Regions from separate parts of the Homo sapiens genome. Here region 2 is linked to region 1. The links are chromatin loops, found by intact Hi-C in ENCODE. Cell type or tissue: CD14-positive monocyte. All regions are shown on one strand. Links, peaks and the distances in the headings refer to the core of each region. The heading gives the core; the rest is flanking DNA.

Region 1 (8,344 bases), core at 13-8,012:
AGTTAGGGTCTTGCTCTGGATTAGGCTTTGGCTTAAGGGAATGTTGTGGCTGGCTTGGTCTTCTATCCAGACCAACTACAACTTTCTCCACATCAGCATTAAGGCTGTCTCCTTTTTTTCATTATTTTTCATGTGTTCACTGAAGCAGCACTTTTAATTTCCTTCAAGAACTTTTCCTTTGCATTCACAATTTGGCTAACTCTTTGGCACAGTGGCCTAGCTCTCAGCCTATCATTGTTTTTGACCTTCCTCTCTCAGCAAATTTAATTATTTCTAGCTTTTAATTTGAAAAGAGAGGCGTGCAACTCTTCCTTTCACTTGAACACTTAGAGGCCATTGTACGGCTATTTCAATATTATTGTGTTTCAGGGAATAGGGAGGCCTGAGGAGAGTGAGGGAGATGGGGGAATGGGTGGTTAGTGGAGCAATCAGAACATACACAACCTTTGTTGATTAAGTTTGCCATCTTTTATGGGTATGGTTCATATAGACCCCAAAAATTACAATGCTATCATCAAAGATCACTTATCATAGATTACTATAACAGATATAATAATAATAATAATAAAGTTTTAAATATTGTGAGAATTACCAAAATGTGACACAGAGACACAAAGGGAGCATATTGCTGTTGGAAAAATGGCATTAATAGAATTGCTTGCGGCAGGGTTGCCACACAACTTCACCTTGTGAAAAATGAAAGCTCTGTTCAGTATAATAAAGCAAAGCACAATAAATGGAGGTATGCCTGTGTGTGTGTGTGTGTGTGTGTCCTATTGGTTTTCTTTCTCTGGAAGACACTAATATAACAACCTAAATAATAGAAGAAAATATTTGTAAATTATTAAAGGTGACTTTTATCTAGAATATATTTTTAAAGTCTTACAACTCAGTGATAAAAAGACATCCTAATTTTTAAAATTTTTTTAATATACTTTAAGTTCTAGGGTACACGTGCACAATGTGCAGGTTTGTTACATAAGTATACATGTGCCATGTTGGTTTGCTGCACCCATCAACTCGTCATTTACAATAGGTATTTCTCCTAATGCTATCCCTCTCCCAGCCCCCCACCTCCTGACAGGCCCCGGTGTATGATGTTCCCCGCCCTGTGTCCAAGTGTTCTCATTGTTCAGTTCCCACCTGAGTGAGAACACGTGGTGTTTGTTTTCTGTCCTTGTGATAGTTTGCTGAGAATGATTGTTCTAGCTTCATCCATGTCCCTACAAAGGACATGAACTCATTCTTTTTTAAGGCTGCATAGTATTCTATGGTGTATCTGTGCCACATTTTCTTGATCCAGTCTATCATTGATGGACATTTGGGTTGGTTGCAAGTCTTTGCTATTGTGAATAGTGCCGCAATAAACATATGTGTGCATGAAGACATACTAATTTTTTAAATGAGCAAAGGGTTAAATATACCTTTCTCCACAGAATATATATGAACTGCCAATAAGGACATGAAAAGTACATTATTAGTAGTAATTAGGAAAATGCAAAGCAAAACCACAATATAACACTTCACATTAACTAGGATGACTAAATTCAAGAAGACAGCAATAACAAATATTGGCGAGAATGTGGAGAAATTGTAACACTCATATATGTTGATGTGAATGTAAAATGATGCGACCATTTTGGCAAATAGTTTGGCAGATGACTGTTTACTCTTAAATATGGAGTTATTATATGATCCAGCCATTCCATTCCTTGGTATGTACCCATGAGAAGTGAAGACATGTCCACATAAAAATTGGTACATAAATGTTTATAGTAGCATTATTTGTATTAGCCAAAAACTGGAAACAACCAAAATGTCCATCAACTAATGAATCGATAACTAATACATGGTATATCCATACAATAGAACATGGTTTGAAAATTAAAAGGTGAAAGAAGTTACTGTCTGCTGCTAATGTTTCCACTACAGATACAAGAAAAAGTCTCTTCACACTTTCTGTCTGTCTGATTGTAGCAGCCTGAGATTGAATAGAGGAATACAGGAGGGAAAACCCAGAAAGAGAATTTTTACGGCTCAGGAATAATCTTGTAAACACTAAAGAGCCTGTTTTACTACAAAGAAAATCCTAAAATTTGGTTTACATGAGAAGTGTTGGGAAATAGCTCCTCCTATCCTAACCTAGCTGGTTACATTTGTAAGAACTTAAAGGCTAAAGCTAATTAAAAGCAAGCCAATAATAAAAAGAAAAGGAAGAACATAAAAAGGAATGAAATTCCAATACATCTTACAACTTGAATAAAACTTGAAAGCATTATGTGAAGTGAAAGAAGTCAGTAACAAAAAAACAAATATTGCATGATTCCATTCATATGAGATGTCCATAATAGTCAAATCTATAGAGACAGAGAGTTGATTAGTGGTTACTAACAACTGGGTTGGACAGTGAAGAGAGAAGTGTAAGGAAGGGTGAATGACTGGTAATAGGTATCAAGTTTCTTTTTGGGGTGATGAAAATGTTCTAAAGTTACATAATAGTGACCTCATTCCATCTTACTTGCCATCTATCTTCATAAATAGCCCTGCTTGTGTTTTTGCCAGTTTCCTCCCTCCCCAGCTTCTACTTTGATCTTTCTATTCCTCTTGTTTCTTCTAGTCTTGCATCATAATCCAAGCTCCAAGCACAAAAACAAATTATCTGTTCCCAACCTCTTTGAATCAGAAGCATTAGCAATTATATGAACCATCATTTGCCTTGGGTCCACCAAACCAGCCCCAATTCCTGTGGCCAAATCTGCGGATACAGTTATTTGGAGTTTGGAATTTATACCTTCACAACTCTATGGTTAGGTTCTGTGAATTGCAGAGAGTCTAATCAACTCATGATGTAGCTAAAAATATACCATCCAAGAACTGAGTTACAAGTCCCTGTTATCTTTCAGTCTGACTTACTGGAGACTCTGAAGGAGGGAAACCAGAGGAACAGCAGCTTTTACATCCAGGAAGATGGTGCTCATGACAACAGCCATCCATACATAGTTGTCCAGAAAGCATGTTGCCAGTGTGAGCTAAAATTTCTTTCCTAAATACCCAAAATGGCACATCTATCCTTCATTTGCCCTGGTAGAAGAGCTTACGTAACCAGAGAAATGGTTCTAGTTTCCTGTTTCAGAACTTTGGAAAAAGCTTCTTAGAAAATATGAGGAACAAGGACTTATTTTCTGTCTTAGTATGCTGTTCTATGGGATGATAGATGTAATCTGTGTTTCTTAATCCTTGTTCCCACTTTTGATGCCAAACAAAGTAACAATGGTTGACACTGAATGTGGACTTTTGAGGCTGTCTGACTCCTCCTAAGAGGCTGACTCTACCTCTTCCTCTTTATTTGCTGGTTATTTTAATATGACTATAGAATCTGTTCTAACTAGATAATGAATAAGAGAGCGGAAGGAACAAGGACATAAATTTGCAAAAACTAAAAAAATATGAAGTGCACAAGGAAATTGATTGAAGCCACCAATGCCAGGGAATAAATCCTATGCTACTTCACCATCAGTGTGCCAGCAGGGTATTGATTTCTGGATGCACGATGGGGAAATTAGTGCCGGCTCCAGTACGGTTGTGCAGCAGTAACAGCTCAAGGAGTATCTGGGGAGACCTTAATGACTAAGAGAGCTTTGGGAACTTTCTCTGGGAATTTTAAAAATAAAAGTAGTATAATTCTTCATTAAATTATAAGTAGTTGAAATATCTGCTTTTGGAAAAGCCATAAATATAAAAAAGTCTCATTTGATCCAGAAAAAGGTCCCAGGATTGAGATATAATTCCTCAGAAGTCAGCCAAGAGTGAGGAGAACAAGCTTTGTACTTTTAAATAAACTATCTCCCATGGGCCCTAAATGGACACAGCATCTGCAGTCCCCAAAAATGTACATACTTGATAGAGAACAATATATTACATATATTTCATAAATGCATAGAAAGTTTTAGAAACAATTAGATTAAAAACAGACTGTGTTCCAAAATGCCTTTGTATGTCAGTCAATTGGAATTAGAAAACTTTTTCCCCACTAAATCCATAGTTCATGTTCCCAGGTGAATCCTAGAAATTCTACTTAAACCATATGCAGTTGAAAATGTGGACTAAGTCCCAAGTCCTTTGGGTTCTAAGCCACTGTGACCTCTGAGGGTAGGGACCAGAAAAAGAGAAGCTTTCACAGTAGCCCAGGAATATGGTTCCTATGGCAGCAGACATAGATAGATAGATAGATAGATAGATAGATAGATAGATAGATAAACAGGTTAATGAATGGATGCACAGCAAAGTATACATGCTATCCAAATCCCAACATGACATGTTGAACCTAAATTTTTTCTATTTTATTTTTTAAAAAATTAACGTAATGCAATTTTAAATAAAATTGCTGCATATTCAGAGTTTCCTTTTTCCATTTCAATGCTTATTTTCCTTTATAAAACTAAAATGCAGATCTTTTATCCAGTAGCACTTTTATCTGTGGCCCAAGGACCCCACCAATAATTTAACACATATCATCCTTTAAACGTAAAAACAGCTGGGTGCAGTGGCTCATGCCTATAATTCCAACATTTTGGGAGGCCAAGATGGGAGGATTGCTTGAGCCCCGCAGTTCAAGACCAGCCTGGGCAACAAAAATGTTGCCTGTCTCTACCAAAAGTTTTAAGAAATTAACCAGGCATGGTGGCACACACCTGTGGTCTCAGCCACTTGAGAGGCTGAGGAGGTCGAGGCTACAGTGAAACAGATTTGCACCACTGCACTCCAACCTGGGCAACAGTGTGACCCTGTCTCAAATGATAATAATAATAATTAGCCTTAGCCTACCTTTTCCTTACAAAGGTTTTTACTGCTGTCTCTTTTATCACCTTTCCCTTGAAAGTTCCTGACAACTTGAAACCACTTATTTGCATGTAGTGAACTGCTTAATACTTGTGTTAGGGTATATCACAGACCTCTGCCTCAGAAAAGAAAGTCACATTTTTATGCTCTTCAACAATAAATCCTCTAAGCAAAAATGTGGCATTGCCTTACATGTTTAGATTCATACATAAGATTCCCTACATAATTTGTGGTATAATGGACATGGGATATAAGATTCTGGAATTTTATGCAGCATCTAGAAGACCCAAAAGGAATGTTTAGGATTTCTCTTTCCTATCATTCTCATCTTTCTTTCTCTGTCCAAGTCTTTCCCCCAGAACACTTGCTCAGCCAGGCATTCTTCCTGAGTTGCCCTCTTACACTTCATTTTGCAAGCAGGACATGTTATTGAGATAAGGCTTTGGCTGACTTACATTCCGGCCAAACTGTAATCACCTGCCGTGTAGGCTGCTTCCCAAAACAGTAGGGGAAATTTTATTGGAGATGCCAGTCATTTTTGTACAATAGCCACCCCAACATGTTAGTGACCATTTCATTCTCCATATTGTCAGAAAAATCTGTGTATTTGTGTCAAACTTAATTCAAGGTGCACCTTAAGTCCTCAGTACCTCGCCAGTCTCAGGAGGCCCTTTATGCCTCTTTCCATCTTGAGGTAATCTTCATTTTTAGCCTACACAAAGCTGAGAAAGAGACAAATAGGGGGACAATTTTGTGAAAGTCAGCCCAAATCTTCCAATTTTTTAAGTATCATTTTCTACTTGCCATAAATTCAATAGAGGGTCACTCACTATGGTGTTATACATTATTCACCAAGTATATTATATTACAATTCTTCCTTTTAGAAGTTTCTGAAACAGTCAGGACTTAGATCATCACCTGAAAATTTAATCCCTTGTTAGGTCAACCCTGATTGATAATTCAGATCATATGTCATACACGTGGCCAAAATTTCCATTTTCTATTTTCTACTTAGTTATGGACTATAGTATAGTTATATCTAGCCTTAATGACCTTTTGAAAAAAATTCCTTTGTAGCAATAGCCATATAGACATTGTTAGTACTTTAATGAAAATGATGACCAAATTCATCATAAATGAGGCATGCAGAGTTTAATTTAGTGCTATTTTCCATTTTTCTTTTTTGTATTTTTTTTTAGAGATGTGGTCTCATTATGTTGCCCAGGCTGGTCTCTAACTCCTGGGCTCAAGCAATCCTCCCACCTCAGTCTCCTAAAGTGCTGGGATTCTGGGCATGAGGAACCATGTTTAGCCTTTTCTATTTTTAAAAGAAGAGTGTTCGTTGGTTGAAAATATCTGGCCCCTCCGCCCCATCCGGGAGGGAGGTGGGGGGGTCAGCCCCCCGCCCGGCCAGCAGCCCCGTCCGGGAGGGAGGTGGGGGGATCAGCCCCCCGCCTGGCCAGCCGCCCAGTCCGGGAGGTGAGGGGCGCCTCTGCCCGGCCGCCCCTACTGGGAAGTGAGGACCCCTCTGCCCGGCCAGCCGCCCCGTCCGGGAGGGAGGTGGGGGGGTCAGCCCCCCGCCCGGCCGGCCGCCCTATCCAGGAGGTGAGGGGCGCCTCTGCCCGGCCGCCCCTACTGGGAAGTGGGGAGCCCCTCTGCCTGGCCAGCCGCCCCGTCCGAGAGGGTGGGGGGGGGGGTCAGCCCCCCGCCCGGCCAGCCGCCCCATCCGGGAGGTGAGGGGCGCTTCTGCCCGGCCGCCCCTACTGGGAAGTGGGGAGCCCCTCTGCCCGGCCACGACCCCGTCTGGGAGGTGTGCCCAGCGGCTCATTGGGGATGGGCCATGATGACAATGGCGGTTTTGTGGAATGGAAAGGCGGGAAGGGTGGGGAAGAAATTGAGAAATCGGATGGTTGCCGGGTCTGTGTGGATGGAAGTAGACATGGGAGACTTTTCATTTTGTTCTGTACTAAGAAAAATTCTTCTGCCTTGGGATCCTGTTGATCTGTGACCTTATCCCCAACCCTGTGCTCTCTGAAACATGTGCTGTGTCCACTCAGGGTTAAATGGATTAAGGGTGCGAGATGTGCTTTGTTAAACAGATGCTTGAAGGCAGCATGCTCGTTAAGAGTCATCACCACTCCCTAATCTCAAGTACCCAGGGACACAAACGCTGCGGAAGGCCGCAGGGTCCTCTGCCTAGGAAAACCAGAGACCTTTGTTCACTTGTTTATCTGCTGACCTTCCCTCCACTATTGTCCTATGACCCTGCCAAATCCCCCTCTGCGAGAAACACCCAAGAATGATCAATAAAAAAAAAATAAAAAATTTAAAAAAAAAAAAAAAAGAAAGAAACTGTATTCAGAATAGCCCCAAACTGGAAGCAACCCAAGTGTCCATCAACAGGATGAAAATGACTAAACACATTATGGTATATCCACACAATGGGATACTGTGTATCTATAAAAAGGCATAAACTACCAAAAAAAAAAAAAAAAAAAAAAAAAAAAAGAAAATATCTGGCCCCTAGCAGATATTAGTAACTTAGTTCTGTATAGAGAAAAATGATTTCATAATCATAGACGATATAAACTATGGACAACCATCTTGCCAATTCACATTGGCAAGAAGAAACAATGTGATCAACCAATGTAACTGTGAATAAAATTTCTGGGGAAGTCTCACCAGAAGTGGCAATCCTATTAGAATGGAAGATATGGCACCTTTGTGATTTGGGGAAATTTTCAATATGAGGCAAAGTTAGTTTGGGATGTCTATTTGCATTTATTGACTGGGTAACAATAAATAAAACATTCAAACCCATTTGTGCCTCAGTTTCCATATTTGTGAAAGAAAAAGAATGGCCTTTGTGTTTGAAGCTCTTAAAATCAAGAGAGACAGTGTATCACAGTGGTTAGGTACACAGCCCTGTGCATTCTGATTCTTCCTGTTACTAAATGACCTTAGAAAAGTTACTCAAACTCTTTGTGCCTCCAGTTTTGCGTTTGTAAAAAGGAATGATAATATATCAACTTTTAGGGATATTGTGAAGATTAAATTAATGAATGCATGTAAAATGCTTAGAACAATGTCAGGTACAAAGCAATAATTCAATGTATGTTAGGTCTGCAGCAACAGTCATCAAAGCAAGACTATCTTTTTAAACCAGATGCTATACCTTAATTCTTTGTTCTTAATTCTTTGTTGTCACATATTTCCAAGTGCTTTCCAATGAGTTCTTCTATATCTCTGAATATTATTTCCAGGAAAATATTAAATTGAAACACAGTGAGAGCAAAGAATATATGCTGAACTGAAAATCAGGATATGGGATCACTTGAATTTTCCCCACCAATTGTGACATTAGTAACTTGGGCTCTCGGTTTCCTCATCTGAAAAATAATGGAAGTAAATTAATTATGTCTAAAGCCCCTTCAGCTTTAACATTCTTTCAAATAAGACTGTATTTGGTCTTATTATCCTGAAATAATTGGAATGACATTTTACA
Region 2 (8,344 bases), core at 21-8,020, 50 kb before region 1:
AAGAACAGATGCATAGACCAATGGAACAGAATAAATAACCCAGAAATAAGACTGCATACCTACCACCATCTGATATCTAACCTTTGACAAACCTGACAAAATCCAGCAATAGGGAAAGAACTTTCTATTCAATAAATGGTGCTGGCATAATTGGCTAGGTATAGGCAGAAAATTAAAACTGGACCCCTTCCTTACACCATATACATAAATCAAGCAAAGATGAATAAAAGACTTAAATATAAAATACAAAACTATAAAAATAACCTAGAAAAAAACTCAGGCAATACCCTTCCGGAAGCAGGTTTGGGCAAAGATTTCATGATGAAGGTGCCAAAAGCAATTTCAACAAAAACAAAAATTGGCAAACAAGATCTAATTAAACTAAAGAGCTTCTGCACAGCAAAAGAAACTATCAACAGAGTAAACAGACAACCTACAAAATGGGGGAAAATTTTTGCAAACTATGCATCTGACAAAGATCTAATATCCAGCATCTGTAAGGAACTCAAATTTACAAGAAAAAAGCAAACAATGCCATTTAAAAGTGGACAAAGGATACGAACAGACACTTATGAAATTAAGATGTACATGTGACCAACACACATATGAAAAAAAGCTCAACACCACTGATCACTAGAGAAATACAAATTGAAACTACAATGAGATACCATCTCACACCACTCAATGGCTATTATTAGAAAGTCCAAAAACAATAGATGCTGGCAAAGTTGTAGAGAAAAAGAAATGATTTTTACACTGTTGGTGGGAGTATAAATCAGTTCAACCATTGTGGAAGACAGTATGAGGATTTCTCAAAGACCTAGAGGCAGAAATACCATTTGACCCAGCAATCCTTTTGCTGAGTATATACCCAAAGGAATATAGATCAGTCTACTATAAAGACACATGCATACTGTATGTTCATTGCAGCACTGTTCACAATAGCAAAGACGTGGGATCAACCTATTATATGTCCATCAATGATAGACTGGATAAGGAAAACATGGTACACATACACCATGGAATACTATGTAGCCATAAAAAGAAGCAAGATAATGTCCTTTGCGAGGACATGGATGGAGCTGGAGGCCGTTATCCTTAGCAAACTAAGAAAGAAAATCAAATACTGCATGTTCTCACTAAATGATGAGAACATGGACACATGGTGGGGAACCACAGACACTGGGGCCTGTTGGAGGGTAGGGGTTAGGAAGAGGAAGAAGGTCAGGATGAATAGCTGATGGTTTCTGGGTTTAATATCTGGGTGAGCAGATAATCTGTGCAGCAAACCACCACATTCACCTATGTAACAAGCTGCATGTTCTGCATATGTACCTCTGAACTTAAAATAAAAGTTGGAAATTTAAAAGAAGAAGAAAAGGACTAAAAAGCCATGATTCTAAGTGTTTACCTTGAAAAATAGAAAAAAAATTGAAAAAACCCCAGATAAGACTTTTTAAATTGAAAACAAATGTAAAATATAGAAAATCGACAATTGCCAAAGATAAAATTCATAAAAGTTAGCTTCTGGGCTTTGGTAATTTTTTTAAATTGCTGGTTTTGTGAGTGGGTTTACTTTGTGAAAAATCATTGGTCTCTGTACTATGTTTTATACACCTTTATGTGTAAAAAGTTTACTTAAAAAATAATAATTTTGAAACATGGTCAGGAATTCTTCTTTCCAAGCTGCATCTGCCGTTTGGTAACATCTTTCCAGCACTTTGAAAGAGAGCATAATGAGATACTCAAATTCTGTCTTTGCAGATCCTCTCCTCTTTCACCATTCTTCTTCCAAGTCTCCCATAGCCTCATATCTTCATTACCCAAGGCCAGCTTTCCTGAACTCATCCTCTAGGGACTCTGACTGAAAAATCCCTACAGCATGCCAATATGCCTCACTGCTACAGGAGTAAGACTTTCTAAGATTTGCCCATTTTTTTTCCTTCACTGAAATGTACTTATCTCATAACATTAGGCCAAAAGCAAAAAAGTTCTGTGATCAAAGAAGTTGAGGGAACACAGAATATTTTATCCCCATCCTGAGATTCATAAAACACATATAGTTTATTAAAATGCCCAATGAGTCCTGCAGTAGATAAACTTATCTTTATTTACTCCATTTTCAAAATGAACTTTACCATAGAAGTCTTTTTTTCACAGCACGGCATGGTGACTTACGCCTGTAATCCCAGCACTTTGGGAGGCCGAGGCAGGCGGATCATCTGAGGTCAGGAGTTTGAGAACAGCCTGGCCAACAAAGTGAAACCCCATCTCTATTAAAAATACAAAAATTAGCCAGGCATGGTGGCAGGCGCCTGTAGTCCCAGCTACTCGGGAGGCTGAGGCAGGAGAATCACTTGAACCCGGGAGCCAGAGGTTACAGTGAGCCTAGTTCACACCATTGCACTCCAGCCTGGGTGACCAGAGCAAGACTAAGTCTCAAAAAAAAAAAAAAGTCTTTTTTCACATCATCACATCATAAAGCCTTTTCATTTATTCAAATATTTATAGAGCGCCTAGTATGCCAAATACTAATTTCTGTGCTGGTGATAAATCCATGAGCTCTTGGAGTTTAAGCTCTCAGTAACGACGGCAGAAAGTAAAGACTAAATTCATACATGATTTCAGGTAATAATAAACATTATGAATAAAAATTAAGCAGGGTATAGTGATTAAACAATGACAACTGAGGTTGGAGTATAGGAATCCACAGAACAAAACTTTGGAAATTTTGCCTTAGTGTGTAACCATGTGCTAACTGAAGTAACAAAGTCCCTTTGGAGAAGGTTTGAGAAAACCTTCAACACTCTCTCTTCAATTAGTGTGTGTGAAAAAGTACAAGGATACTTATTACCTGATCTTGAAGACCAGTGCTATTGATAGGGACTTCTGGCCAGCTAGGAGAGAAGGTAGTGTTGTGCAAGGCGTTCAAGAGACTCGGGGCCCCTACAATTATACTTTGTAAATGGAACTTACTCAATGCACTCCTAAGGCAATTGCCCCTTCCTAGAAAATTGGAGAAGTGTAATGGTTGCGCAGTTTCCTGAACACACAGATCTCAGCTGCTTAATTTATTTTACAGTGTTTTTTATTAGCCTATAGTTGACTAGTATAATTTTTCCTTTCTACAGACATGGAAACTGGATTTCCAGGTTTCATGCTGTTCCTCACATAATAAATCAGGTCAATCTATGAATTCTTTTTTTCACTATTTCACAATACCTATTTGATATCTACTGTCTGTGTAGCTCTGTCTCAGGTATGCAAAAATAAATGTGACCCAGAGGAACTTACGAGCATATTATAGTCGGAAGGTCAGGTACTTTCCCTTTGTGTTTCCCAGCCTCTGTCTTAAGAAATCAGTAAATGCCTCACAAACAGATGTAATTCATTTGTTTATGACTTTCCCAGGCCACACAGAACACAATAAACAGAGTATATGCCTGAGATATATTTAGAGTCTTCACCCAAGAAGGCTTTGGATGGTTTTTAAATACTGAGGGTAATGATAAATACAATACTCTTTTGCCAATCAATAGAAGTACGATATTACAAAAACAGAACTTCTCCTTATTCTTCTCACTGGGAAGGATTTGCTCAGCAGCATAGCTTTTAACACTCTTACGACTTAAAATAAGATACTCAAAACTGGGCAGATAAAGCATCGATTCTAATCCACCACCTGAAGTCATATGACTCATCTGAAGCAGAAGTGGAAAAAAAAATCTAGACCAGGAATCTCAAATTATCACAGGCAGCAAAGAAAGTCAAAATGATTGTACCAATGAGTCATCCGCCATCTGCTTCTCTTCCAGAAAATGTAAGTCAAGGTACAGATAAGCAGGAGTAAACCAACATCAAGAAAATGCAAACCACAATGTTCTTCTACAATGATAGAAGGAAATATGAAGTATATTAAAAGCTAACACAAGGAGATTAGATTGACTCAGAACCTCACTGAGCAGGCTGGGAAGATAATAGGTTTTGTAAGACCCAATACCTGCAGTAAATGATATGGGAAAGGGAAGGAGGCCTATACTATGGCTAAAAAGGGAACTGAAAGCCAAGAGACTCAATAGGTGAGTTCCAGTTTACCAATTTATTCTTCCCACTCCATTTGCTGACTCAAGTTGTGATACAGAAGATAGGAAATCTCATCTTCCTAACAAGAAGACTCCATTCCTATGAGGAAAAATAAGCTGAGAGTCCACTTGAAATCTCTTCTTGATACCTCCACATCCATCATCCCTCTCTTATGATCCACTTTTGGCTACCTTACTAGAACAGAGAACTGTTCTGTGGAATTATTCATTCCATTGCTCTTGTTTTATATTGATAGTTTAGCACTCATCATACTGTATTACAGGGCATTATTTGTACTTTTTCTCTTTAATATATATAAATTCCTTCAGTCATGTGTCATAGCAATAGCTAATTAATACTCATTATTTTATCCTACCAATCTTTATTGAGCACCTACTATGGGCCAAACACTGTTCTTGGGGCTTATGATATATTAAAAAACAAACTATGATCTCTGCCTTTGTGAAGCTTACATTCAAGTGGGAGGCAGGAATAGAAAATCATCATAAGTAGATATGCTAGTATGTTTGAAGATGATAAACATCACTGAAAAGAAAAACAGTAGAATAAGAAAGATCAGGAATGCCAGAAGGTAGTGTTGGGGAAGGGGTAGTTTGCGGCATTAAAGAGGACAGTCAGAGCGGGCTTTATTGAGAAGGTGAGATTTGCCCAGACTTGAAGGAGGTGATGGAGTTAGTCAAGTGAATTTTGAGAACAGATGTATTACACTTTCTTCTTCAAGCTCCATCAAGGACTTTAAGCCAGTGCTACCTTGAGACTCAGGAGATTTGGTAAGTTCACCAAGCTGCCAGAACACTTGTTTTTGGCTCACATAATATATTCAGTGAGTAAGACTTTAGTCATTTTGTTACTATTGTGTGACATGGGAGACTGAGAACAGGAACAGAGAAAGGAGAAGCAGCACAGCACTCAAGAGTGGGGTGGGAATGGGGAGAAGAGGGACCTCCACTCTCATCTGAATCAAGAAAGATTCTGGAAATCTTGTGGGTAGAATGAAGTCAGCCCTTCCTGTTTCCTAAATGTCCTTCCTTGTGATGAGTTTTAATTATCTAAACCTGTCATAAAACTCTACAGAGTCTCTTTGTTGTCTTTAAAGACTTCTTTTTGCTGGCTCTTTTTATTCATTCTTTATTTCTGTGGTGACCAAAAGGATCAATCTCAGCTATATTTTCTGGAGAGGCCCAGGAGAGGGAATTCCAGTTTTGTTGTTCAGTTTCAGCCCTGTACTAGTTTTATAAAATTATATCTATTTTGGGGGGCTCTTTCAAAGAAAGTGTAACTAATCAAGATATATTTGAAAATGTACTCATTCAATTAAAAACGCTTATTAAGCGATTGACAGGTTTCAGGCACTGACTGTGTATTAAGCATACAAAGATAAGGAAGATATGGTTATACTAGAAGTAAAAACCTATCCTTAATAATATTCTGGGGCAGCCGGGCGCAGTGGCTCACACCTGTAATCCCAGCACTTTGGGAGGCCGAGGTGGGCGGATCATAAAGTCAGGAGTTCGAGACCAGCCTGACCAACATGGTGAAACCCCGTCTCTACTAAAAAAAATACAAAAATTAGCCGGGCATGGTGGCATGCACTGTAATCCCAGCTACTCAGGAGGCTGAGGCAGGAGAATTGCTTGAACCCAGGAGGTAGAGGTTGCAGTGAGCTGAGATCACACCACTGCATTCCAGCCTGGGCAACAGAGGAAGACTCCATCTCAAAAAAAAATAAAAATAAAAATAAAAAAAATATATATAAAATATTCTGGGGCATTGCATACCACAGGCCAGAACAAAATGACCCCAAGTTATAGGAAAACAATAAAACAGATTTGTCATACTCTAGAAATAATTCAGTCAAAAGTACTAAACATTTTTTCAATGAAACAAGAAAAGTCATGTTCTTACTGATGACTATTTTACTACTGTGATTGTCTTTTATGTAAAACTTTTAAACCCTAGCAACATTAGCCATTCCTCCTGGTTCCTGTTAATAAGTCTGTGCTTCACTGAACATCCTAATCACCCACATTTACCATCACTTTACCATGAAAGAGGAAGAGAATGGTGACTTCACAAAAGTCAATAAAGAAGAAGTGGAAACAGTGAAGTGAGGGGAAGCCTCAAGGCAGCAACTAAGAACAACCTATAAGCACAGAGAATAATAGTGGTCAGGTTTTTAAAGACCACAGGACCTCTGGGAGTGACTCATTTGGAGAACATACTATTTCTGCCTTTGACTCCACAGTGAGGTCTGCCCATACGGTGTTGGTGGTGTTATTTTATGTAAGATGTAGCTCAGTTGCCAAAGAAGTACATGTTTTCCTCAGCCCTATATGACTTAAAGATCCCTCTAAAACTCAAATTAACACATAACGTGTAAATCACATATACACAGTGTTTAGTGTCATATCATAAAATGTTTTTGCATCAATGAGTTAGTTGTTACTGCTTCTGCAGTAACATCTTCTGCAGAAGGAACTGCAGATATGTGAGTATAGGAGAAAATAAACATATCCCTCACAGTCTGCTTTCTTTGTTTAATTCATTCACTAGACTGATCATTCTAAGGAGGATTTTGTGCTGCTCTTGTTTTGCTGCTGGGCCTATCCTGTTTCCATTCCCAAATCAAGTATTCCTGGAATTTAAGGTATCACTTTACCAGCCTGACCACAAGTTCCCCATTGTTTCCTCTGCTCTGCTCATGACCTGGAATAATGCCTCTCCCTGGATACTAAATTTACTGACCCTGCCTAGGACCGAGAAGATTGATGAGTCCTCAACCCGTGCATGTCTTCAAAAAGGTAAGACAGACCAGCAAAGCAGTAAAATGACAGACCCATTGTTTGAGCCCAACGCTGGGACTTCCCCTTTTGTATAAGCTGAGTCACATTTTTCCTGTTGTCAACTTGAAGCCTGTTCGTTGATGTACGATAGGACTATCTTGCTGATATATAAAGTCAGGCAGACAGGTTTCCTTGCATTTGTTTGCCTTACCTTGGACCCTTACCAATTAGAAACTGTCCACTGGCCAAAAGAGATAAGACATGGTTTATTAAAGCTCAGATACTACATTGAATGAAATAATTTCTGACAATTTTCTTCTGTTAAAGTGCCATCCGAGGTTCCTGCCTTGTGCAATCTTACTGATTTTGACAGAGGTCTTTTGGGATGTATATGTGCATTTTATTCTTGATATCTGTTCAGTTGACACATGTTTTAAAACCACAGATATATTTGATTGGTTGGCAAATTGTGAAAACAGGAAGTCAAATAATGGAATCAACTGTGAAACAACCATAACAAGTGAAGCTTTTCTGCTTAAGTGCCAAGATGGGAATACTGTTATGAGTAACAAACAAAATGAAATGATAATGTCAATATAATTCCAACAGGAAGAGTGAGCATCTGGACTGCCCTAATTATCATATTTCCAGTGCTTTATAACCAATGAAATGGTTTTTACATTTTACTCTCCAATATTGTTGCTAGGCATGATAAAAAATCTCCAAAATTGAGAGAGGGATGTGGTGACATTTTCTAGCTAGGAAATATTTGAGATTTTTTCTTTTTTTTTTTTTTTTGGTCGGACAATCACCACTTGCATTGGACTTCAAAAAAATACCTTGCTGGGGCCAGGCGCAGTGGCTCTGCCTATAATCCCAGCACTTTGGGAGGCTGAGGTGGGTGGATCCCTTGAGGTCAGGAGTTCGAGACCAGCCTGGTCAACATGGTGAAACCCCGTCTCTACTGAAAATACAAAAATTAGCTGCGTGTGGTGGCGGGCGCCTGTCGTCCCAGCTACTTGGGAGGTTGAGACAGGAAAATCACTTGAACCTGGGAGGTGGAGGTTGCAGTGAGCCAAGATCCCGCCATTGCACTCCAGCCTGGGTGACAAGAGTGAAACTCCATCTCAAAAAAAAAAATAAAAAATCTACTGATTGCTTACTCTAGAACAGGCACTGTTGTAAACACTAGGGTTATGAAGGTCATGGCAAATCACCTTCTTGCTTATAAGCATTTGCACATTACACCGAGACTTTTCTTGTAATGCCTCAAGGTTTCCAAGTACCAGTTCTCCTGTGATAGTCATTCTTCCATGGTGAATTTTCAAAAGGTTATCAAGCAGTGTAAAGAATAAAAAAAATCCTCAAATCAATAGATATGAGGAACATATGCAAATATTAGAATAAAATGAAAGAGACGATTTTTAGACAAAGACCAGGAAATACGATCTCACTAG

The links. A loop is a pair of places that touch in the nucleus more often than their neighbours do. Peaks named below come from ENCODE experiments on the same cell type or tissue, not always from the same donor. Only the 100,000 strongest peaks of a DNase experiment are listed, where the experiment ranks them.
Region 2: a loop joins it to region 1, with 3 times the contacts of the local background. A loop is called at or near these places in 3 of 110 quality-filtered maps.

What each region holds. Positions count from the first base shown.
Region 1 is chr4:105,104,088-105,112,431 of GRCh38, forward strand. No RefSeq gene overlaps it. Among named protein-coding and RNA genes, the nearest start is that of TET2, 39 kb to the right of the region's middle. In CD14-positive monocyte, for the core only: no CTCF peak of the experiment used is centred there; a DNase peak (open chromatin) is centred at 3,124; H3K4me3 peaks cover 837 bases; H3K27ac peaks cover 1,752 bases.
Region 2 is chr4:105,054,570-105,062,913 of GRCh38, forward strand. No RefSeq gene overlaps it. Among named protein-coding and RNA genes, the nearest start is that of TET2, 88 kb to the right of the region's middle. RefSeq lists enhancers at 4,719-4,818, 4,839-4,908, 6,384-6,483. In CD14-positive monocyte, for the core only: no CTCF peak of the experiment used is centred there; DNase peaks (open chromatin) are centred at 3,002, 4,992, 6,282, 6,962 and 4 weaker places; H3K4me3 peaks cover 4,331 bases; H3K27ac peaks cover 6,456 bases.